Regions from separate parts of the Homo sapiens genome. Here region 2 is linked to region 1. The links are chromatin loops, found by intact Hi-C in ENCODE. Cell type or tissue: A673. All regions are shown on one strand. Links, peaks and the distances in the headings refer to the core of each region. The heading gives the core; the rest is flanking DNA.

Region 1 (17,336 bases), core at 6,616-11,615:
TTGGGAGGCCAAGGCGGGCGGATCACCTGAGGTCAGGAGTTTGAGACCAGCCTGACCAACATGGAGAAACCCCATCTCTACTAAAAATACAAAATTAGCTGGGCATGCTTGCACATGGCTGTAATCCCAGCTACTTGGGAGGCTGAAGTAGGAGAATCACTTGAACCTGGGAGGCGGAGGTTGCCGTGAGCCGAGATTGCGCCATTGCACTCCTGCCTGGGCAACAAGAGTGAAACTCCGTCTCAGGAAAAAAAATAAAAAAAGTTTGGAGTATTGTAAGAATTACCAAAATATGACACATAGACACAAAGTGAGTACGCACTTTTGGAAAAATGGCACCGATAGACTTGCTCAACACACGGTTGCCACAAAACTTCAATTTGTAAAAAATGCAATTATCTGTGAAGTTCAATAAAGTACACTGCAATAAAATGAGGTGTGCCTATATATGATTTGAAAAAATATGCTTTCATTTTTTGGGTTGTGTTTTCGGTTTCTTGATGGTGTTCTCTGAAGCACAAAAATTTTGATTTTACATTTTAATTTTGATGATGTCCAATATGTTGTTTTGTTGTTGTTGCTTGCACTTTTGGTGTTGTATCTAAGAAATTATTGCCTAATCCAGGTCATGTAGATTCATGCCTATTTATTTTCTTAGAGTTTTATAATCTTAGCTTTTATATTTAGGTCTTTAATTAATTTTGAGTTAATTTGTGCATATGGTTCCATTTTATTCTTTTGCATGTGGATATCTAGTTGTCCCAGCACCATTTGTTGATTTCTATTCTTATAAATTGAAGTTGTGTTTTATGGCCCATAACGTGGTCTATCTTGGTGAATGCTCCATGTGAGTGTGAGAAGAAAGTGTGACTGTTGTTGAATGAAATATTCTACAAATGTTAATTAGAACCACTTGACTGATGGTTCTATTCAGTTCAACTGCCTGCTTACTAATTTTCTGCTGCTGGATCTGTCAGTTCCTGATAGAGAGATGTTAAATTCTAACCACAATAGATTTATCTCTCTTTTCAGTTCTATCAATTTTTGTTTCATGTATTTTGATACTCTGTTGTTAGGTGCATTCACATTAAGGATTATTATGTTTTGTGGGAGAATTTGCCCTTTTATCATTGTATATTTTTCCTCTTTATCTCTGATAATTTTCCCTGATCGGAAGTCTGCTTTGTCTGAAATTAATACAGCTAGTCCAGCTTTCTTTCAATTATTGTTAATAGGATATATCCTTCTTCATCTCTTTACTTTTAATTGTCATAGATTAAAATATATGTTGTAGACAAAATATATTTGAGTCTTGTTTCTTAATCCACTCTGACAGTCTCATTCTTTTAATTGGCGTATTTAGAAAATTCACATGTTAAGTGATTATTTATATATTTGGATTAGTATCTGCCATGTTTTCTATTCATTGCAATTGTTCTTTGTTTCTTTTTTACCTCTATTTTTCCGCCTTTTCTGTTTTTAGTAAACATTTTATTTTCACTTTTCTCTTAGCATATAATACTCCCTTTAAAAAATTTTACCAGTATCCCTAGAGTTTATGTTATGTATTTACAGCTAAATCTAACAACACTTTCACATAACACTACACAATTTCATAGGTAACTTATAACAGAATATTCTCAATTCCTCCCTCTTATCCCTTATAATATTATTGTAATTCATTTCACTTTTCTATAAAGTAAAATCACCCAATACACTGTTGCTATTATTACTTTGAACAGTTATCTATTAAATCAATTAAGAATAAGAAAAATGAGGCCGGGTGCGGTGGCTCGCGCCTGTAATCCCAGCACTTTGGGAGGCCGAGGTGGGCGGATCACGAGGTCAGGAGATCGAGACCATCCTGGCTAACACAGCGAAACCCTGTCTCTACTAAAAATACAAAAAATTAGCCGGGCGTGGTGGTGGGCGCCTGTAGTCCCAGCTACTAGGGAGGCTGAGGCAGGAGAATGGCGTGAACCCGGGAGGCGGAGCTTGCAGTGAGCCAAGATGGCGCCACTGCACTCCAGCCTGGGTGACAGAGCGAGACTCCATCTCAAAAAAAAAAAAAAAAAAAAAAAGAAAAATGAAATATTTTGTTTTACCTGGATTTATTATTTTTGATACTTTTTTCCATGTATCCAAGTTTTGTTTGTTGTTTTTAAATCTATATCACTTTCCTTCTCTCTGAAGAACTTCTTTTAACATTTTTGCAAGGCAAGTCATCTGGCCACAATTTCCCACATTTTTTGTTTGTTTGAGAAAGTATTCAGAATTCTAGGTTGTCATTTTTTTCCTTCAACACTTTAAATATTTCATTCCATTCTGTTGTTTGCATGGTTTATAATGAGAAGTCTGATACAATTCTTATCCTTGTTCCTCTACAGGTAAGGTGTTTTTCCCTGTCTGGCTTCTTTCAAGATTTTCTCGTTGCTTTTGCCTTTCTGCAGCTTGAATATGAAATGGCTAGGTGTAGATATGTTTTGCTATATATCCTGCTTGGTGTTCTCTGAGATACCTGGATCAGCAGTTTGGGGTCTGTCAATAATTTTGCAAAATTCTTGGCCTAATAGGGTCAACATTTTAAATATTTCTTCTCTTTTCTCTTTCTTTTCTGTCTATATTCCCATTATGCATGTTACACCTTTTGTACTTGTTCCACAGTTTTTGTGTATTCTCTTCCATTTAAAATTTTTTTCTTTACATTTAAGTTTAGGAAATTTCTATTGACATATCTTGAAGCTCACTGTTTCCTCAGCTATGTTTAGCCTATTTGTTAGACTATCAAAGGCATTCTTCATTTCTGTCACAGTGTTTTTTATTTCAGGCATTTTCTTTTGATCATTTCTTAGTGTTTCTATCACTCTGCTTACATTACCCATCTTTTATTACATGTTGTCTATCTTTATCTGTTAGAACCTTTAACATATTAACCATAGTTATTTTGAATTCCCTAATAATTCCAAAATTTGTGTCATATCTGAGTCTGATTCTAAAGCTTGCTTTGTCTCCTCAGACTGTTTTTTTCTTGCCTTTCAGCATGCCTTGTAATGTTTTGTTGGAAGGCAGACATGATAAATTAAGTAATAGGAACTGAGGTAACTAGGTGTTTACTGTGAGGTTTTCTGTTAATCTGACTAGGATCTTGCCTGTGTTTAATGTTTGCTGTAGCTGTAAGTATGAGGGGCTTTAGATTTTTTTTGTTTCCTTTCCTTCTCTCTTATTAACTTTGGCTTTCTTTCTTTCCTTTCTTTCCTCTTTTTTTTTGTCTCACTGTCTCCCAGGCTGGAGTGCAGTGGCGCGATCTCAGCTCACTGCAACCTTTGCCTCACAGGTTCAAGCAATGTTCATGCCTCAGCCCCCTGAGTAGCTGGGATTACAGGCATGTGCCACCACGCCTGGCTAATTTTTTTGTATTTTTAGTTTAGACAGGGTTTCATGAAGTTGGCCAGGCTGGTCTCAAACTCCTGACCTCAAGTGATCCACCTGCCACAGCCTCCCAATCCTGCTGAGATTGCAGGCCTGAGCCACCGCGCCCTGCCTATCTTTGGGTTTCTTAAGAACTCCTTCTTAAATAGAGTCTGTGTCTTGCAGATCCCTCCCTGTAATCCACTGTTATTATATATTGGGGCCCTGTCAATGTGGTGATAAGGTGTTGGGGAAGGGGACACATTCTATAATGTTATGAACAAGTCTCAATTTTTTAGTAGACCTGAGTCCCTGGAAATTGACCTCCAGAAGCAATTCTTAGCCTTTTTTAGTCCTCTCACATATGGCAGGAAGATGAGAGAGGGCTGAAGCTGGCCTATTGTACCTTCCTCAGGTCAGATAAGACTTGGCAACATAGTTTCCCTTGGAAGACAGGCCTTTGTTTTGGAAAAGGTTCTGGGATTATTTCAAAATGGATGCTCCACCCCGCCCCCACTCCTATCCCAAAACATGAGAGGATTTTTCTCTGATCTTCACTATGGAACATTTTTGGGTTTTTGGATCCCAAACCCACAAAAGCATTGCCCCGCCTCAAGATGGTTCTCCAGGAGCTTTTAAATCTCAAGTTGGGGTCCACATTCAGACTCCAGGAATTCATTAAAATCACTATGCAAGTGTTCCTGCCAGTTACTGGGTCCAGTGGCTTCTGCTTTAGGGAAGCTAATCTCAGCTGTAATTCTCTGTATTCACTGTTTCTCCAGATTTTGAGGTGGTGATTTTTTCTGTGATCTCAATTCTCAGTAAATCTAACAAAAGTCATTGATTTTCAGTTTGTTCAGTATTTTTTTAATTATGACTATAGTGTGATGACTTCCAAGCTCTTTCGATGTCAGAGCTGAAATCAGAAGTGCTTTAATGATTTTTTCACTATATTTTATTTTTTTATTATTTTAAACGTTTTTGTTATAAATTTTCTCTATAATATTTCACTATATTTTGGGGTGTCTTTTAGTGGTTACTCTAAAACTTTCCATATATATCTTATCAGAATGGACTTCATTTTTTATGCTAACTTAATTCTAGTTATATATAAAAATGTGACTCCTGTATAACTGTTTCCTCTTCCCTTTTTGTTATTATTATTATAAATATGAACTCCATATACACAATAATACATGCTATAATTGTTATTTAATTTTATGTCCATTAATACAACTGAGAGAAGAAAGGAAAGGAAAAATATATTTATAGTGTTTGTTATATTAACTTTCTTATTTACCATTTCTATTTCCCTTCATTTTTTCCTGTGAATTTGTGTTACTATCTGGTATTATATTCTTATTCCAACAGACCTTTGCTCCCACCTTTCTCCTTCATGCTGTGGTTTTCAAATATATTAAATTTATGTGTGTATAGGTCCAACAATGAAATTATAAAATTTTGCTTTGGCCAATTGCTTTTATATCAGTTAAGAGAAGAAGAAGCATGTATTTATACTGTCTTTCATAATTGCATATTTACCTTTATTGGTGCTCTTTGTTTTAATATGTGAATTTAAATTTAAGTCTGGGTTTACTTGCTTTCAGCCTGAAGGTCTTCACTGAGTGCTTATTGTAAGGTGGATTTTTAAGAAAGGATTCTCTTAGTTCTTGTCTGGGAATGTTTTCATTCCACCTTCCATTTTGAAAGATAGTTTGGATGAATACAGAATTCTTGGTTGGCAGTTCTGTTTCTTTCAGTACTTTGAGTATGTCATCCCACTGCCTTCTGGCCTCCAAGATTCTGATGAGAAATCAGCTGTTAATATTATCTAGGTTCTCTAGCCCATGACGAGTTGTTCTTCTCTTCCTGCTTTCAGTTTTCTCCTTGACTTTCAGGATTTTTATTATAATTTGTTTGAGTGTGGACCTCTTTGCATTTATCCTACTTGAAATTCATTGAGCTTCTTGTATGTGTGGGTTGATGTTTTTCTCAAATTTGGGAATTTTAGTCATTATTTCTTTGCATATTTTTTCTGCTCCATTCTCTCTCTCCTCTCTTTTTAGTACTTCCATTATGTATATGTTCTTTTGCTTAAAGATTTTCCATATTTCTCTGAGGCTGTATTCGTTTTTCTTTATTCTTTTTTCTCCTTTTTATATTGCATAATCTCTATTGATGTATTTTAAGTTTACAGATTCTTTCTTCTGCCAGTTCAGATCAGCTGTTGAGCCCCTCTAATGAAATTTTAAATTTCAGTTATTTTACTTTTAAACTCTAGAATGTTCATTTGGTTCTTCTTCTTTCTTTTTGTTTACAATTTCAGCATCTTTATGGATGTTCTCTATGTGGTGAGACATTGTCATCATAGCTTCCTTTACTTCTTTAAGCATGGTTTCCTTTTGTTCTTTGCACATATTTATAATGGCTACTTTGAAGACTTTATTAAGTCTGACATTTTGCCTCTTACTGACAATTTCTGTTGTTTCTTATTTGTGTAAGTTACACATTGCTGTTTCTTTGTGTGCCATATTGTTTTTTGTTGTTGAGAACAAGACATTTTAGGTAATTTTAGATTTCACAACTGTGATACTGATTTCATTCCCCACTCTCTGGGACATGTTTTTGTTGTTTGCTTATGTGTTTGTTTAGTAACTCGATTTGACTATTTTAGTGAAGTCTATTTCGCTCACAGAGTACAATCTCTGGTATCGCTCTTCAGAGGGCACAGCCTTGGTCAGGCATGCAGTCACTCTGGAATGACAGTGGTCTTAGCAGAGCTGTCTTTGACTGTCTCACTCCCTGATCTCTCCTTTAAGCCCCGTTTGGTATCACATCCAGGTGTTAGGCTCTCCTAATTTCCAGCTGATTGGCTCTAATATTTTTGATAATTTCATGGGGACATAAATTGCTCCACCATCTGATCTAATTAAGTTCAAGTGGAGACACTTTTTGAGACTAGACTTTGAGGTTTCTTCTGATCCTTCTTAGCACTTCCTGGCTGTCTGTTTCCCTGGTTCTCTCTCTGGTGACCTAGCTGGCCTATGGGTTAGCTTTTTGCACTTAAGTGACAGGAGCTACCTGCCTCCTTTTATTGGCTTACTACCAAAATCTCCTTTGTTTTGGCAAGAGCTCTTAAGCTTGAATATCCCCACATGCCTTTTTTCCAAATAAAACCAATTTCTTCATGGAGAGCTTCAGAACTCTTCTGTTCCCATGGACTGCGTCTCCCTCTGGGCAAAATCTCACTACTCTGGGAGCTGGGCAGCATGGGTACCCTCTGGTTGCCTCTTCCAGCTTGCCTTTTCCAGCATGGAACTCTCTACCCTACACTTGGGCTGGGGTGAGGGTGATTGGGCCTACTCTCCAGCCTGTGTCGGGGCTGCGTGAAGTGAGCTTTCGACCTCTCAGGCACACTTACCAGGAATTTAGCCTCTTTTACACAGAGTTGAAGGGGAGAGATGTGCTGATGACCTGTCCCTCCTGGTGAGATATCATATTTTTTGACTGGTAGCTGAGAGGCCAGGGAGGCCTCTCTACTTGGTCACAGTTGCCCGGAATGGAGCTTCTGTCAAGCTGAGTTGGGAGGAGGGAGAAAAGGGAGAGCTGGTCATAGCTCAAATGCTGTAAGTTCTCCCTGTTCTTACTGAGTTTTAGTAGATTTTCCTGAATAAATACTTTTTTTCATTTATCTTATATCATTAGGACAACTTCTAGATATTTTATTTATTTTTATTTTTATTATTATTGGCTTTTCAGAGACAAGGTCTTGCTCTGTCACCCAGGCTGGAGTGCAGTGATACAATCATAACTCAACGCAGCCTTGAACTCCTGGGCTCAAGCAATCCTCCCACCTCAGCCTCCTGAGCAGCTGTGACTACAGGCACACACCACCACACTCAGCTAATTATAAAAAAATTATAGAGACAGGGCTTTCACTATGTTGACCAGAGTCTGCTGGTCTCAAACTCCTGGGCTTAAGTGATCCTCCTGCCTCAGCCTCCCAAAGTGCTGGGATTACAGGTGTGAGCCACTGCGCCTGGCCTAAATGGTTTTCACCTGCTACGCTTTTTTTTAACTGAGTAGTGCATCCAATGAATCTCATGCCACCATCTCAAAAGTGGAACTCCTTACTGTTTCCTTTTCTGTCCTTCTGTGCCCTTGCCTGATCTGAGCCTAAACTTTTTATCACTTTTTTAATGTCTCACTTCACAATTCTACCACTTAGAGGCTGTTTTACCCAAGGCAATTCACTTCATTTCTAAGCCTTAATTTCCTCACTTGTAAAATGAGGGTCAAACCACCTACCTTGCAGGATTGATGTTAGTATTAAATGAAATAATGTATACTAAGCACCCAGCACTGTGTCACCATGCCCTATGTGTCCTTTAAACATCTACCTACCAGCTACTAGTTTCTTTTTAGGAAAAAAAGTATAAAATATTTCAAGCATACAAAGAACAGAGATAATATAAAGTACATCCACGTACCCACTATTCAGCTTAAGAAACAAATTATAGATGCAATTCAAGTTCTGTGTATCCCCTTCAATATTTCCTGCTCTTCTCTCCCTCACCAGAGTGAACCACAGTCCTAAATTTGTTTTTGTCATTTCCAGGAATGTTTTCATACTTTTCTACATATCTACAATAAAGAAAAAATGATTCACAGACTTTTTTCCTTTGATGAATTCATAAATGTCCTGTGAATATAAGGGCAAATTCCTTAACACCAGTAAAATGAGCACATGTTCTCCTTTTGATATGAAAACAATATTCTGGATGAATACTGGAAAGAAATGGTTTACCTCAAGTGGCAGACTTTCTGTGGTGTTTAGAGAAGTTTCCATTGTAACTCTATGTGTTAAAATGTTACTGACTACATTTACCTATGTTGGGAATTTAATTTTATAATTAAGTAAAGCTTCCCTCAAACATTATGGTTTGATGTTTGTTACACAGTTGATTTAAAAGATTCTCAAGTTTTTGGTGAAGTATAATGCCCTGTTTAATTTTAGTTAACGGTGTTTTTGAGAATTTTATAATATCCCTTGAAATGATGGAAGACTCACTGGAGTCCTCATAGAACTAAATTTTTATCTTACTGGTTTATTTACAGGTAAAAGGGATGAAAATTAAAATACTTGAGGTTTTTCTCACATGTGCTTTTAATATAATCTCAACTATTTTACATGCATCTAGTGGCAATTTATGCTGACCTATTAAAGGCAAAGCACAGTGAAATGAAATTCACAGAAAATTCACATTAAACATTTTTTAGATGAAGATTTCAGCTGAAATAGGGACATTGGTGGATTTCTGTTCTTTCCTTGCTGAAGCTGTGATGTTCAGGTGAACTTCTTCCTTTCGGCCTTTAGGTGGCAATACCATACCAGGAATGCTTATAACAATTGGCCCTGAGAAGGGATCCAGCCTTAAAATTGTATGATTGCATGCAGCTGTCTTGTTAAAAATGCAGTCGTGTATGGCCTGAATTTGGATATGTAATCAGACCCCAACCTTGATGTGTCCCCATATTTGCATATATTTGAATGGCCGCTCTAGTCTTTTGTTGTCCCCTGGGTGAGGTATTTCGGGATTTCCCCTCCCTCTCCCCTGCTAGCTTGCTATGGTAGCTCCTGTTTCTTCCTGGGAATAACCTCTCTTTTACAAAAATACCCTCTTCTCTCCTGTGCTTGCTTCAGTGTGGCATTCATCCTTTTTCACGAGGGAGAGGGTTAAATGAGAGATCAGAGAGAAGAGGAGTTGGTGCTAAGACAGATCCGGACCTCACTTCCGTCTCTGCTGTGCTGTGCTTTTGCTCTTGTTAGTTCTCTCCACTCTTTGTTTACCATGGTTGCCAGCAATGAAGACTTTGAGAAACCCCCCAAAAAGTTGTGTACTTGCTCTGGGGGCAGGGAGCACGTAAAAAATTCTGAGCCTAGGTTCTGTTCTTTTCTGTCTTTGAAGGGCCAGAGAAGGGAGCAAGTAAGACTGATCACAAACAAAAAGTGGTAGGGACAAGGCCGGGCGCGGTGGCTCACGCCTGTAATCCCAGCACTTTGGGTGGCCGAGGCAGGTGGATCACTGGAGGTCAGGAGTTCCAGGCCAGCCTGGCCAATATAGTGAAACCCCATCTCTACTAAAAGCACAAAAATTAGCCGGATGTGGTGGTGTGCGTCTGTAGTCCCGGCTACCCAGGAGGCTGAGGCAAGAGAATCGCTTGAACCCTGAAGGTGGAGGTTGCAGTGAGCCAAGATCGCACCACTGCACTTCAGCCTGGGCAACAGAGCAAGACTGTCTCAAAAAAAAAAAAAAAAGGAGTGGGGACAAAAAAAGAAGCAAAAGAAGCACACCACCTAATATCTGGGGCTGGATAAATGAAAAAGAGAAGAAAGGGAACCACTCTACCCAGTGTGAGTGGCACTCTTGAAATTTTCCACTGGCCAGAGGCTGTGGCAGCCAGCTCCTCTTGCCTCACCACCCCTTTTGGACCACAGTGATTTCCCCCGAAGGGCTGGTGGGGTAGTAATTGAGGTGGAGAGGAGGAATCTCTGACCTTCTGCTAGGTAGAGTTATGATCATTCAAATTAGAAACCTATACAAAGATGCCACAGAAGCACTTCTATATGAGATGGCTAAGCTCTGTAGTGTTATTATAGTATACATAGCTTTCTTCAGCTTTCCAGTCCAACCCAGAATATCCCAGAGCCCCATCCACCATGCATTCTATGAAATAAATGTATGTTGTTTTAAACAGCATTTATACACTGAGAACTGCTTCTATTGTATCATGTCACATATACAGAACATTTTAAGCTTGAAAAGCAAGTCTTAATCCACTGCTATTTCAAATGGGCTGTATAAAATTCTACATTTAAAAGACAGATTGTTCTTTGGTATAACAATATATATTTATGTATTATATTTGTGTATAATGATACTAATTTGTGTATTATGTTTATTTGGCTAAATAAAATGTGTCTTTTAGGATCTATTTATCATAGATAAAAGGCATTTTAGGACAATTTTGTTCTTTTGTTGCCCTAGTAAAATTATCTTTTCTGAAGAACCAGTGTTTTAATCCAAGATAGTGATCTCATGTTGTACTGAAATAAATTTAAATTGTTTTATGATGTTTAGCAAGCCTAGAAGTTAGAATGCTGCATGGAAGGTAATAATAAGGTACACATTAGCATTTGCTTTTAATTGCTTTCACTCTTGCATCAATTAGAGTAAAATGTTGAGGATGCGGGCAGTCATTTAGTCACTGAAAGAAAAAATAAAACTTGTTTACTAAATTGAAAAGAAATTAGGAAAATGATTTTCTCCAAATTACATTTCTACTCAAATGCACTCCAAACCCGAGTTATTTCCCTAATTATATTTTATATGCAATGAATTTTTAAACCTCTTTATGCACTTTATGCTCTTGGTTGGCAATTGAACATCAATTGAATTTCCATTAAGTTGGAAACCACAGGTACTGGTAGTTTTTAAAGATGTGATTTTAGCAAGGTATTTGTCTTGGGATAATAATAATAATAATGCATCCACTGACTACTTTAAAGTTTACAAAATCCTGTCCTGCAGAGAGCCAGTATGGCATCCTAAAAAGACCTGAGGCTTTGGCTTCAGACCTGAGTATGAATCCCACTGTAGCCACTTACTATCACCCTTCCTCTCAGTTTTCTCATCTGTAAAATGGGGAGAACACCTATGTTGAAATGTTGTTGTCATTAAACAAGAATGAATGCATGTACAATTCTTAGCATGAAATAGTAGCATTAAAACCCCCAATATTTAATCTTTGCAATTTTATTAGGAAGTAGGTTTTATCTCTCTTATAAGCATGAGTCAGTTGAGGCTCAGGCAACTCATCCAGGGTTGCCAACTCTCTTTTATGACTCCAAGTCTAGGACATTTCCCTCCCTTTGGCTACTTCTGGAACAAGACTACGAAAACTGATAAAAGGATTAGCAGCAGGCTGGGTGCGGTGGTTCATGCCTGTAGTCCCAGCACTTTGGGAGGCCGAGGTGGGAGGATTGCTTGAGCCCAGGAGTTCGACACCAGCCTGGGCAAAATGGCAAAACCCTGTCTCTATAATTTTGTAAAAGTTTTATAAAAGGATTAGCAGCAATTGCTAGATATGACCTCTCATATGTGATCTAGACTCCATTAAGGCAGCCATTCCCAGCCCAACATATGTGCCATACTGCATGACTCAAGGCTGCTGTTGCATTAGCTGAAACTCCATCTTTTCTCTCCTGCTCAGAAAAGCCCACGAAGGGAGAGTGTGGGTGGGGATTGCAGGGATAACCTGCAATCCGCTCTGTTTCCAGCCTCCTAGTACTTTATTACTGATAGCAAGTTTTTTGAACACACTTCACACCTTATAGCAGCACACCACAGTTGGGAACCATGGCATAAGACGTGTTCTAGGGAGAATAAGTAGGTCACTTTGCACTAGGGGTTTCCTGCTGGGGAGTAGTGAGAAAGATGGTGGAGCCAGTAGGAGTTTAAAAAGTTAAGACTTGATCTTGTAGGCACTCAGCCTCTTGGGTAGGAAAGCAGTGAGGCTAAAATGGTAGTCTGTAGGACCTGGAAAAAGCCTGGAAGCCAGGAAAACAGTTGGTCTATTGAAGTGAGCCAGATGGAATGAGCTGAAATCCTGAACTAAGGCAGTGGCAGCAGGAATGGAAAGGAATGAACAGATCCAAGAAGATTTGTGACTGACTGGATATGCATGGCCAACCAAAGAGGTAAAAGGGCCATGTAATAAAGCAGAAGTTTCAACATAAGCTGTCACTTAGGCAGTAGGTTTCCTCCTCTAAGTATATTTTGCTTAAATATGTATCAAAATGATCTTGCAGCCCCAGGACTCAATATCCCTGTTGGTGGAAAGTAAACAGTTTGGAACGGTGCTAAACAGCAGAAAAAGCACTGGCTTAGAATTAGACATTTACAGCACACAGTTCATAAAATATTAATATATTTTTTCACCAAGTTACTGCCTTATGGAAGTGTTTGGTTAACCTGCTTCACTGGTTTTTGATATTGGGCTAAGTGACTTTGTGGTTAGTCATACAAACATGCTGGTATCTAAATGCAGGAAGTGATTCTAGAACATTACAAGTGGGTGATACAACCTTGTGGATTGTTATCTTTAGGCACCTGACCAGCCAATAACTAGGACGTTTGAAGTGATTAAGAAAATCTATTTTTTAAATTATACTTTAAGTTCTGGGTCATCTGATACACTGTATATCTCACGCCCATGAATGTAGGCTCCTTAAGGGTGGGGATTTTTTTTTTTTGTTCACTGCTGTAGCCCCATCAGAGAACAGAGCCTGTCACTTAGTAGATGCTCAATCAGTAATTGTTGAATGTGTGACACCAGGGATCATGAGTGTCTGGCTCACCAAAGGAGCCCTGGTGCTGATTTTACAGAAGGAGCTTAATAAAACCTGATTTAGTTGAGCCAAAACAAATTGAACAGCATTTGGACTAGTAAAACACATTTTTATTTGGCTTTATATTGTGTGAAATACAGTAAAATAATTTTAGGTTGATAATTCTTTACATGAGATATTCAACAGTAACAAAATTATATTTGTTCTTTTGCTAGTGATGAGTTGGAACAATTCATGGAAAATCAAGGTGCATCGAGCCCAGGTATCCTCATTTTAACAACAAACCTCAGCAAACCATTCATGCGACTGGAGAAATATGTTACTCTCTTGCAAGAGTTAGAACGGCATATGGAGGTAAGGGAAGGTGAACTTTTTCAAGCTCGTGTGCCAAGTATGGTCCTGTGCTCTGGAGGACGCAGCCAATTTGCCTCCAAAATGGCCTTGCAGAGGAATCAAGGTCTTGGATTCAAAATTTACTTTATCTGTTCTTCCCTCTTCTCAGGCTTCTAGTTTTCCTTTTTATGCAGCAAAATAAGATCCTTACTCTTTGCTACTAGATATTAATGATCATTCTCCCTTTTCGCTCTTCTCTTCCAAGCCTTGGTCCTGTGGCTTCCCTTAAGTCTATGCTTACTTGCTAACTTGAGTTTTCTTTTGCCCTCTCAGTAGTTTGGTCAAAATCCAACTAAGAAATCTTCTTTGTTTCTGGTATATTAACCAACTTTATTGTGGGAGATAGAGCAAAACAACATCAGAATGTACAAAGAACAAGTTCACTATAGACAGGAATATTTATCTCTAGAATTCTGCCATCATTCAACTTCCTGACTCTGGATAACAGTGGAAGATTCTGGTATTCCTTAAAGACTAATGGATGGATACAATATTAGTGGTATCTCTCTACACATCATGCATGTACATCAGAGTCCCCCCACATTTTTATTTATAAGCCTACAGTTTACTTGCAACTGTTGTAGCATAGCTATAATCTTTTCTAAATTCTAAGATTTTGCAATGAGGCCTGATAATTGAATATTTTTTCACCAAGAACCAAAGGCCTCATGTTATGAAAAACCAATCAGCAGAGCTAGCTCCTTGAGCCATTCTTTTGTGATTGTTCATGGGGGATTTAAGTGTGGGTGGGAGAGGAGGGCCTGCTGGAGGAGGCTGCATTTACCCTAGTTGCTCTTCCTGTGTCTGGGGAAAGGTTTTGAGGTTTCAAGGGGTTTGATTATCTTTAAAGAAAAAGAGTGCACCCGCACTCTGCCGGGCTTGTCAGCATTTGTAAGGATTGAAAGAATGTTCTCTGAGCGAAACCACATTCTCAGGGTATTTGACCTGCCTGAAAGCCGGAGGCAGTGGGGAGCTGGTGAGCAAAGCCTGTCAGTGTGAAATTTCAGTTAGGGCTCAGGAAGGTGTTGACCTCTGGATGCCTTTCCATAAGCTAAACCAGTTTGCTGAACCGTTTGAGGTTTGCCCCTCCTTGCTTATCACAAAAATCCAGAAACGAGTGGCCTCAGTTTCTATTACTTTTCAGTGTTGAAATGCAAATATGCACTTATTTTGGGGAGAAACAAATCCCAGATGCTCCTGCTGCCTGGATCCTATATCTCAGTCTTTCTTGTAGTGGAGCCTGTTCTCCTCCTGCTTCCATTTGCTGTGGGTCACATGTCTTTGGCTGCCTCTCATTTCCCATCATCAGAAAATACAAGCCTTTAGAACTAGTTCACCACTGGGTGAGACACTTTGTGCAGATTTCAGAGCATTTGGCATGGCTGCTAACAGTAGAATAAAGCCTGAACTTCTTGTTTGTCAGTTGATTTGGATAAGGATAAATTTTACTGTAAAGGAATACAACCTTACTTTTTATGAGCAATGTCATTCTTGGCTTGGGTCAGGCCCCTAATCTGTTCAGCTCTGTATTTTATCACCCGAGACTAGTGGGGCAGGAGATTTAGTCTTCCCTTACTCCAGCTGAGTTCCAAAGGACATATCCCCTATGCCCCAATGTTAGGTGCACATCTACCCATAAGAATCTGTGTCTTCCCTTCATAAACAGTTATGGAATTATGGATTCCTCTAAGCCGTTTTTGAATCTGTCCACTTTCGGAATTGCAAGTACCACAGGATTGCAGGCCATGTGTAAGAGCCTTGCTTAAGAAGGAAAATATGGTATGAAACTTGGAATCTTTTCCCATCTGCCATGTTCACACTGCTGAAAGAAAATGGAGGCATTTTAGGAAATGGAATTAGATTGATTTTTCTCTTGAGTTTTTGTTGTTGTTGTTTGTTTGTTTGTTTGTTTTGAGACAGGGTCTCACTCTATCACCCAGGCTGGAGTATAGTGGCACAATCACAGCTCATCACAGTCTCGACCTCTGGGCTCAGCTGATCCTCTCAGCTCAGCCTCCCAAGTAGCTGGGACTATAGGCATGCACCACCATGCCCGGCTGATAGATTGATTTTTCTCTAACCACGACTCTTGTTTCCACCATTCCCTACCTCCTGTCATCTACCAACAACATGACCTAATGATGTACCCCGAATAATTATTTAATTATTATATTTATTATTAAATAATCATTATCCAAAGTATAATAGCAAAAAGGGAAGTGGGAACTCTTGCCTTTTACTACATTGTTACTAAATATATGATGCATTACCAACTCTCTTAATTTCTTAATCACCTAATAATTAGAGTCACTGAGATTCCAAATGCTCCCATGCTGCTCTATTTTTTAATCTTTAGTATAGAGTAAAATTAACGTTTTTCTTCTGGTGCACAGTTCTATGAGTTTTCACACAGGTATAGATTCATGTTACCATGACCACAATTAAAATACAGAACAGTTCCATCATCCCCCAAAATTCTCTTGCTATCTTTGTGGCCATACTCTCTTTCTACCCCTAACCCTTGGCAACTGCTGATCCTCTCTCCTCTAACATTGTTTTCAAATGTATTCCTTTGATAGGATACTCATCCAGATCATCAGGATATTCTGAAAGCAATCGTAGCATTCAAAACTCTCATGGTAGGTGATGCTTTAAAATCACAATTCTCCATTTTGTATACTTTATTCCTGAAAGAGCGATTTGTGTGTAACATTTCTTTCCCTATACAAAGGTCTTTAGAATGGAAATAAGCTTTCATGACAGTATAGCAGTGATTGTTTCACTTAATTTTGTCCTCCAAAAATCATGCTTACCTAAAGAAAGGTTGCCAGGCTGAGGGTATAAAGCAATCACATTTACAGTCTCAGCCACATTAAGCCACATTAAGCATTGGTGTGTAGGTGGGGGGTTTCCTTTTGTCTCTTTGTCTTTACCCCCATTGCTCACCTAATGACGAGTCTGTGTAACTCATCATTCACTGATTTGCATCAATACTGGATTCAACTAGTTATGCCAAAGGGTATGAGTTTTTTCTTTGCATATGAAGAAGAAATCCTTCATCAAATCTAAAAGGGGGGAAAAAACCTAAAGAACTAAAATGCAAGTGCTTTATATAGGTTGCTATCAAAGGTACACGTGATCTTGTATCTTCAGTATGATGGTTAATGTATCTTCTTGAACCCACTGATATAAAACCACTTGGTGCCATTTTAGGAGGAAAGAAAACTTCATTTTGGGCAATTGATTAAACTTAGCTTCATTTCACACAATTCTGTAGCATTATAAGTGATTTGGACTAATGTTTAATTATTAATCCTTGTTGAAAGATCAGTAATTGACGTGTCTGTAGTTGAACAGTAAGTTGAAGACCAGAGTAAGTATTAGATTAAAATTGCCATTGTTATATGCCAAAAACAGTCCAATATTGGCAGTTTTACATGGCGCAAGCTAATAGAACAGCCCAGTGAAACCCACAGCATTTATTATAATTATGGTTCTTCTATTTTTTCTTGTATAAATAGGAATGTAAAATGAGTCTTTTTAAAAACCTGTATTTCTTTCTGATTATATTATATAACTTGCCTTGATGGTTTAGTATATTTATTCCTACTATAGGTGCTCTTAAAATATGTGTACAGTGAATTTATTTCTTTGAGTTTCCATGTAGCTGAAAGGGACAGCAGAGATTTTATAGAAAATATAACCCCAAAATATTATCTTACATTCATTTGGAAACAGTAACAGAACTAACCATGTGCTTATTTTTGTATTCAATTTGGAAGGCATGCTGTTAAATTACTCTAAGATAACCTCACAGTTTCTTAAGCAGTGAGATATATATATATATATATATATATATATGTATATATATATGTGTATATATATATATGTGTATATATATATACACATGTGTATATATATATGTGTGTATATATATATATATATGTGTATATATATATATATATATATATATATACACACACATACACACACATATATATAGAAAGAGTATTCATACCCCACATAGTGTTGGCAAACTGTAATTTTTTCTTGGTTTGAAATTTCAGTATGTCATCATGAAATTCAGTTGTATCTCTTTTTTCCAATCCTTTTAGGAATAAAA
Region 2 (8,485 bases), core at 466-5,465, 530 kb after region 1:
ATCTCTCTGTCTGCTCCTCACCTCTACATGTTCCGGCTTGGAGGGGGTGGTGGGGAAGGGGCAGGGAAAGTGTCTTCTAGTTACCAGACCAAACCCTGGCTATCCTTTCCAGAAAGTCCTTGCATTTCATGTTCTCTGACACCCTCCAGAGGGCAGAAGAAAGAAAGGCCCAAAGGCTGAGGAGGCAAAGCTCTCACATGGGATTCAACTCAGACTCATGCTGGAGCAGTCTTCGTTCCATAGTTCATGGTTTCACCACCCAGAATTAGTCCACAAAGGAGAAAAATTGACAGTCAGATCTGAACTGCCTTTGTATCTCCATTTCACTTTATCATCTGTACTAGCATGTCCCACTTAACATGAGCTGGGGTCGTGAGGCTGAAGCACTCATGGTGGGTATATTTGTGTGTACTTTTCAATCTGCAGCGTGTAACTGTGTCTCTGACCAGAACATCATATAAATTACGTTGACAACATTGTGCAAGTTAAAGAATAAAAACAAAACAGCACACAAAACACTGGGTAAGATGACAGCAAAGTAATCCAAAATAAAGCTCAAACACTTTAGAGTTAGTCATGCTTTCAAAGAGATCATGATAATCATATCCCACCCTGACAAAATTAATAAGTGAAAATAGACAAACCACATATATTATTCCAGAAAGAAGCCAAGAGTTACTTTTTAGTGACATTTAACACATACAATCACTCTCCAGGTTTAGCAAAAGTATTGTGGTCATGGACACTGCTGACCCTTATCACTACTGACAACCAAGCTTCAATGATCCCCACATCACCAATCAATTGTGTGAATTACGTGGAAAAGAAAATCCAGTGACAACAGCTGTTTGAAAGAACTTAAAAGAAGAGTCAAATCAATCAAAAGAGATGATCCCCCACAGACTCATTGTCTCCTCTCAATTCTTTGAATGTGATTGTCATGGTAACGATTCCTTAATCACAGCCTTCAGAATATTCTCTCCCACCCAAGAAATCAAAGAACAGTGAATTCCAAACATCTTCTTAATTAGGTACACTTGTGATGAGACTGGGTGGCACAGACTTCTCATTTACCTCACTTTTATTCAAATACTTATGCTACTATAGAGGTCAGAAACATCGGCATGTGCACCATTAAAAACACATTTTAAATGTTTACCATAAAAGGCAATGATAAATACAACTGAGGTAGCCACTGGCTCATTTTCTTTAACAAAAGAACTGGTAAACTGGCTCTCATTCGGCAAAATAATTTATTGGAAATAAGCAGTACAGATTAAAGATGCCTCATTTTTAATAATTCCAACATAATTAAGATCTACAACATAACCAAATCTTTAACAGTATATTCATTTAATAAACAAGCAAAAACTGGAAGGATATTACCAGTTATAGAAATATAATAAAGTCCAGTTTTGTGTCCTTATATTTAGTACAGAGTATTATCTGGTGATATCCTCTATATACTCTGGAAGATCATTTATTCTACACGTTTCTATATTTATTTTATATGATACAATCATAATATTCCTCACAATTTGCAAAGAGAGGAATTATCCCTATCCAGTTTGGGAAAAGATGGGTTATATTTTTAAAAGTTATCTACCAGATATACTAAAAATTTCAAGTTATGATTAGTCCAGATTTTTCTGCAGATTTTTGCACTTCTTTCAAAAACTAAAGTGCACACATTTACCAAAGTTGGAGTAGTGAGTCATTTTTAACTTTGCATAGGAATATATGCAACTTTGCATAGGAATATATGCAACCCTGTAAAATACTGAGTCTGCTTTCATAGATTTTCAAATTAGTAAATAAAAGGTGTCTTTCCTTCCAGATGTGGCATGACCTAGAAACTAACAAAAGGTCCCACCATGCCCTAAATAAATACCAAGGAGCTCTTTCTGTGAGCCATTTCTGGATGCAAATTTGAATAATTTTTGGTCATAAAGGAAGAATAAGTATATTGGGGAAAAACATAAAGGGACAAATATATTTATTTTTTAACTGGAATATTAAAACCTTAAGAATACTTATGAATAAAAAAGCCATCGAAAATAGAATAGAGGCAAGGAGCAGTGATGCACGCCTGTAATCCCAGCACTTTGGGAGGTCGAGACCAGCCTGGCCAACATGGTGAAGCCCCATCTCTACTGAAAATACAAAAATGAGCCAGACATGGTGGTGCGTGCCTGTAATTCCAGCTACTTGGGAGGCCGAGACACGAGAATCACTTGAATCCAGGAGGCAGAGGTTGCAGTGAGCCGAGATTGCACCACTGTACTCCAACCTGGGCAAAAGAGCAAGACTGTGTCTCAAAAAAAAAAAAATAGAGTACACTACAGTTATCAAGCACAAAGAACAAATTGGAACAAAGGAAAAACACAAGTCAAATGGCAAAATCTAGCAAGAAAAATGGAGCAGCAAATATTTGCTGAAGTCAAAAGGTAAAAACCTTGAAATTCTTGTCCTTTGCCCTAATGTTCAATGGTATTTTTGTTTTGTTTTAAAAATATGAAGACTGATGTCCTCTCAATGACTATTACAGCAGCTCCCAAATAAAACAAATGATAAAATAAAAACTCACTTAATTGACTGATAGGCTTGAATTACTCATTGCCAAGTCTACAACTTTCCCACAACTCCAAGCATTCTTTCCTTAAAAGAAAAACAGCATTTTTTCCCTCTGACATGATGACCATGAGTAGCTTTTGAGGTGACTGTAATTCTGTATTTTTCTATAACTTGCTGTGGGTCACCTCCGCATTATAACTCCTAAATCAAAGCAACAAAAAACAAAGAATTGTACAGATCCATACATGACAATTTTGCCAGATGCATCTAGAGAGCACTGGCCCTCCCAGAAGTCTGAGAGGTACTCCTGAACCAAAGACATTCTAACATTGCTGTCACCCCAGCAACCATCGCCAAACCCTGCCCATTTTTCCTGCAAAAGAGCTTTCATACATTTTCTTCCTTATAATTTCATTTCTAAGGTCCTAATTTGGCCCATTATCACTTCACACCAGACTATTTCATCAGATTTCTTAACTATGGGTATGCCCTCTTCTTCACATAGCTAGCATCAGAATCATCTCTCAAATGTTCCACCTCGGATGTATCACTCCCATTGCCAAAAACCTTTCTCCATTGTAATCTAAAGGCCAAGTTTCTTTGAGTGAAATTCAAGCCTCTGGCTTTGGCTGACTCCCTGCATCTGACGTTCATTGCAGCTAGAGAATGACAGAAGTCTTGGTTCATGCCACTTTCCCCTAAACCAGTGATTCTCAAAATTGGCGGCACCTGGAGAGCCAAAGCAACTAGTGATGCCTGGGTGCCTGCTACGGTTTTCATGTGTCCAAGATTCAGGTGTTGAATCTTAATGGACAATGTGATGGTATTGAGAGGTGGGGCCTCTAAGAGGTGGGGTGATTAAACCGGGAGAGCTCCTCCCTGGTGGATGGGATTAAAGCTTCAACAGAGCCTTTGGCTCTCTTGCCCTTCTGCCTTCCGCCACATGAGGGCAGGGCGTTCCTCCCCTCTGGAGGCTGGAGAACTAAAGTGTCATCTTGGAAGCAGAGAGCAGCCCTTAACAATCGAACCTGTTTGCACCTTGATCTTGGGACTTCCCAGTCTCCAGAACCGTGAGAAATAGATTTCTGTTCTTTATAAGGTATCCAGTCTCAGATATTCTGTTACAGCAGCACAAACAAAGTCAGCGCCCCACCCCCAACAAAGTTCCCCCAGATGAATCTATTGTATGGCAGAGGCTGAGAACCACTGACCCAAATTCCTATAGCCTGTAATTGTCAGACTTTATTGTGCCTCAAAATCTCCTGAGAGAGGACCTTGTTAGGACACAGATGGCGGGGCCCCATCCCCAGCGTTTCTGATTCCCTAGGTCTGGAGTGGGGCCCATGAAAGTTGCATTTCTAACAAGCTCCCAGGTGATAGCTCACTGCAGCCTCCTGGGCCCATGTGATCCTCCCACCTCAGCCTCCTGAGAAACAGGGACTACAAACACACATCACCTCACCAGGCTAATGTTTTGTATTTTTTGTAGAGACAGAGTCTCACCATGTTGCCCAGGCTGGTCTGGAACTCCTGGGCTCAAGCTTCCGTTTTCCAGAATCTCTTCCACATTTATGAATCAATCTACAGAATATCTTAGAGATGATCTCGTTCATTTGCCTTTTTATAAACTGAGACCCAGAGTGGGGAGATGATTTGCCCAGAGTTTCCAATGCTTAGTGGCAGAACTCAGGCTAGGATTCAAAACTCCTGACTCTCTCCCCACACCCTATGCAGTTCAATACTCTTTCCACCACATCCTTCATGTGTCTTTAACAGCTTCTCCAATTAGAATGGGCGTTCTTTGCTTGAAGAGATCGCTAGTACTTTTTTTTTTTTTTTTTTTTTGAGACAGGGTCTCTCTCTGTCGCCCAGGCTGGAGTGGAGTGGCACAATCTCATCTCACTGCCACCTCCATATCCCAGGTTCAAGTGATCCTCCTGCCTCAGCCTCCTGAGTAGCTGGGACCACAGGCAGATGCCACCACACCCAGCTAATGTTTGTATTTTTAGTAGAAACGGGGTTTCACCATATTGTCCATGCTGGTCTCAAACTCCTGACCTCAAGTGATCCGCCTGCCTCGGCCTCCCAAAGTGCTGGGATTACAGGCATGAGCCACCACGCCCGGCCTTGAAGAGATCACTGTTGTTTTAAGGCTCCCCACAGCATCTAGCAAACCTAGCCAAGTGCCTTCTCCTTAGAGTAAGCACTGGATAAATATTTTTTTATTTCATCTTACTAAGTACTCAGCCCCATACTTTTCCTAAATTGGCATTGGCGCTCCATGAACTGTTTCCTTACAATTCAGCAACTGGGCAGCTCTGCTCCCATCAATTAGCCCTGGAGCAAATCCTTCATATCAGCACGCATGTGGCCATTATCTGCTATGGGGATAATCATGAACACATAAGGAAAATTTAGGGGGGTTTTAAAAGTTGCAGGAATAACTAAGTTTGTAAGGTGACAAAATTCAACTTTCAAATTGTATGTCAGAAAACGTTTACAAAATACCCTAAGTCTCATTTAATACCCAACAAACCACTGCAGCAGTAACAATCAGGCAGTCCAAGAATTATAAAGTATGTTGCTCTGGTACTTTGAATACTTAAGCCAATTATTTTCATGCTGAGGCTCTCCTGGTTCCTTAACAGAAAATTCAAAAGTAACTGGATTAAGGATAAAGAGAAGACAGAATGAGGGGAAGACAAAGAGGAGCCAATAGGTGGCAAGAAGCAGGTGGGTGAGCAGCAAGGGGGCAAAAGGATGCTGTCACATGCCTGTCCCACAAGCCGCTGCCACTATACCTCCCCAATCCTTCCAGATACTCACAGTAGTTAGGGAGCATGACTACACTAGGCCTAATGACGAACCCAGCCTGTCTATATCTGGGAAACAAACATATTATGATTGGGTTAGATGGTGACTTTTGCCATTTTTCCAATCAACATGAATTGCAGTAAAGTCACGTCAGCTGCAGGATTTGGTGTCGATTGTGAAGCTGACTGAAAGAAATCCAGTGGCAGTAGCTCACTACTGGCATCAAGTGACCATTTAGCCTGGCCACTGAACTGGAATCCTAGCTTCCATCATGAAATGGGACTTGAGGGAGAGGTTATTTTTATCCTCTTTCTCCCCTTCCTCATCAAAATCTGCTTTTAACAGGTGGTACCACATATATAGTCAATTCAGGCAACCAATGAAATTAAGAAAAATAAAATTCTGTCTAACAATAGATGTAACAATGAGGACACCTAACAGATCTGTACACAAAGAATTATTTCCAATATACAAAATAAAGTTTAATAAGCTAAACAAGCCATGAGTTTGAGACCAGCCTGGACAATATAGCGAGACCCTGCCTCTACGAAACTAAAACATTAGATGGGTGTGGTGATGCACACCTGCAGTCCCAGCTACTCAGGAGGCTGAAGCAGAGGGATTGTTTGCGCCCAGGAGGTCAAGACTGCAGTGAGCCACGATCGTCACTGTTTTCCAGCCTGTGTGACAGAGCAAGACACAGTTTCAAAAAAAACAAACAAACAAACAAAAAAACTAAACAGGCGAACTCTATAATCAACTCTTCCCTTTATTGGTATTTTTCAGATAATCACATGAACTATGAGGTTTTTCACCCCAGGTCTTATCACAGACCTGACAGACAACCACTTCAAGATACACAGTGCTTGAGTGATGGCTCCCATTTGCCTTCTAATCCTTGATGGCTTCTCAGTTTTTTTCTTTCCCTTTGCAGCTGCAATGTCCCTCTTAGACCTGATCCTCCCCTCACCCCCACTACCACGTACCACAGAATGTTCTGTTCTCATAGCCAACTCAGGAAAGCAATGGGTACTTGTAATTGCCCATCATAGTTACCCAGGTCCAATATAAAGAAACTATTTACATTAATGCCTATAAAAACCGAATCTTTTCACACACGTTTACTGTAGAGCTGGCCATACTGAGTAAGTGCATGGAAGTTCTGGCATTGGGCCTATGCTTCTACAAGCCATGCAATAATAGCCTTTGGCCCAAAGCAATCAAACTCTGACCTGGATATTGGCTCAGAGTTGGCATAAGTTCACCAACTGTCACTGTTGCTAATGATACCACAAATGCAAGGGTCAAAAGAGGGCCCACTGGGTTGTAGGGCAGGGAATTTGCCAAATCTGGGACTCCACTGCAAAGATGGCATGATGTTTCAAGGGTGGCAAGCGAAGTCCCAACCCACTGCTCCCACTGACCTATCTACTGACTATTGTGCAACTAGACATAGCATTGGAGGTACTGGGCAGCTCTCCTGGAACCTCATACTTCCCCTTTTCAGGGGCTCGTGCCACAAGTTACATCACTCAAGGAGAAACACATCTCTTATTTCACTCATTCTGAAAAACAAACACTGGAATTTATTTATTTATTTATGTATTTATTTAAGACAGGGTCTCACTCTGTCTCCCAGGTTGGAGTACAGTGGCGTGATCTCGGTTCACCGCAACCTCTGCCTCCCGCGTTTAAGTGATTCTCCCACCTCAACCACCCGAATAGCTGGGAATACAGGCACATGCCACCACACCCGGCTAATTTTTGTATTTTCAGTAGAGACAGGGTTTCATCATGTTGGCCAGGCTGGTCTCAAACTCCTGGCCTTAAGTGATCCACCCACCTCAGCCTCCCAGATTGCTGGGATTACAGGCATGAGCCACTGTACCTGGCCACAAACAGTAGACTTTAATCCACACGGTAATAATAAAAAGCTCCTGATCTAGTCTTTGTATTTCTGAAACCCATACATTTGAAGAGTTTTTTTTTTTAATTAGTAGACTTTTTTTTTTTTTAGCAGTTTTAGGTTTACAGAAAAACTAAGCAGGAAGTACTGAGTTTCTGTATACCTCCTTAGCATCCATCTCCCAGTTTCCCCTATTATTAATATCTTGTATTGATGTGGTACATTTGTCCCAATTGATGGGCCAACGTTAATACATTATAATGAACTAAAGTCTAGGGTTTACATTAGGGTTCATTCATTGCGTTGTGCATTTTATGGGTTTTGACAAATGTTGAATGGGTTCTTTAATATCTTTATGGCCCATTCTGAAAAACAATAAATCACCTTATCTCAGGACAATTTTAATTGCTTTACAATTATCAAAGGAAGTTTCCTAGGAATATTATAATGTAAACTATTCACTTATTTTTAATGATTCGTGGCTTCAAAGACGGTCATAACACAGCCCAGCAAGTATATTCAACTTTGATTATCCAAAAACCATCCTTTCACAACTCTCCAATTTCCAGTACAGCTCGAAACTGGAAAGGAGTGTGAAAAAAGTGTTGGATCACAGGAGAAACAGCCTCCAAGATGCTATCTGACACATTGGAATTAGTCTGCTGCCCTCTCGGTCTGGAGATGTTTATAAAAATGGCTTTCTCATGAGAAATCAGAGCAGTGCAAGAGAAGTGGCATCAGGATACGGGAAAGACATGGAGGAGGAAAATCAGGGAAGGAAGATAGGGCAGAAACAGTAGAAATCGAGAGTGGCAAGAGGAGACGACGCATGCCGAAGTAATAGCAACAGAACAGAGAGCCAGCGAGATATTTTTTGACACTTGGATTTTTCTAGAAGGTGACAAACGAAGGGACAAACTCCATCTCAATGCAGCAGCCTTTAAATTGCTCAATAATTATTAGTTCAATTAAATATATCAATGAGAGTAATAACAGCATATGAAAAGCTTGCTTTGCACCTAAGTGTGTAAAGACAGTACACCTTTCATGCACAGAAAATTCCCTCTGAAGCCTTCAAATCTTTTGTAATCCTCAAGGGATAGGGTTATTAATACATAGTAATTTTATACAGAAACATATATACACACACTAGCTGGAGGGATGGGTGGATGGATGAATGATTAGACAGAT

What was found. A loop is a pair of places that touch in the nucleus more often than their neighbours do. Peaks named below come from ENCODE experiments on the same cell type or tissue, not always from the same donor. Only the 100,000 strongest peaks of a DNase experiment are listed, where the experiment ranks them.
Region 2: a loop joins it to region 1, with 3 times the contacts of the local background. A loop is called at or near these places in 7 of 110 quality-filtered maps.

What each region holds. Positions count from the first base shown.
Region 1 is chrX:136,686,448-136,703,783 of GRCh38, reverse strand. ARHGEF6 (Rac/Cdc42 guanine nucleotide exchange factor 6) reads left to right here. Exons shown (of 22, transcript NM_004840.3): 10 at 13,036-13,174; 11 at 15,793-15,852. Among named protein-coding and RNA genes, the nearest start is that of CD40LG, 47 kb to the right of the region's middle. RefSeq lists an enhancer at 8,904-9,003. In A673, for the core only: a CTCF peak has its summit at 8,792 (motif pointing right); a DNase peak (open chromatin) is centred at 8,813; H3K27ac peaks cover 377 bases.
Region 2 is chrX:136,158,057-136,166,541 of GRCh38, reverse strand. It overlaps a transcript of FHL1 not described here. Among named protein-coding and RNA genes, the nearest start is that of FHL1, 35 kb to the left of the region's middle. In A673, for the core only: a CTCF peak has its summit at 3,496; a DNase peak (open chromatin) is centred at 3,511.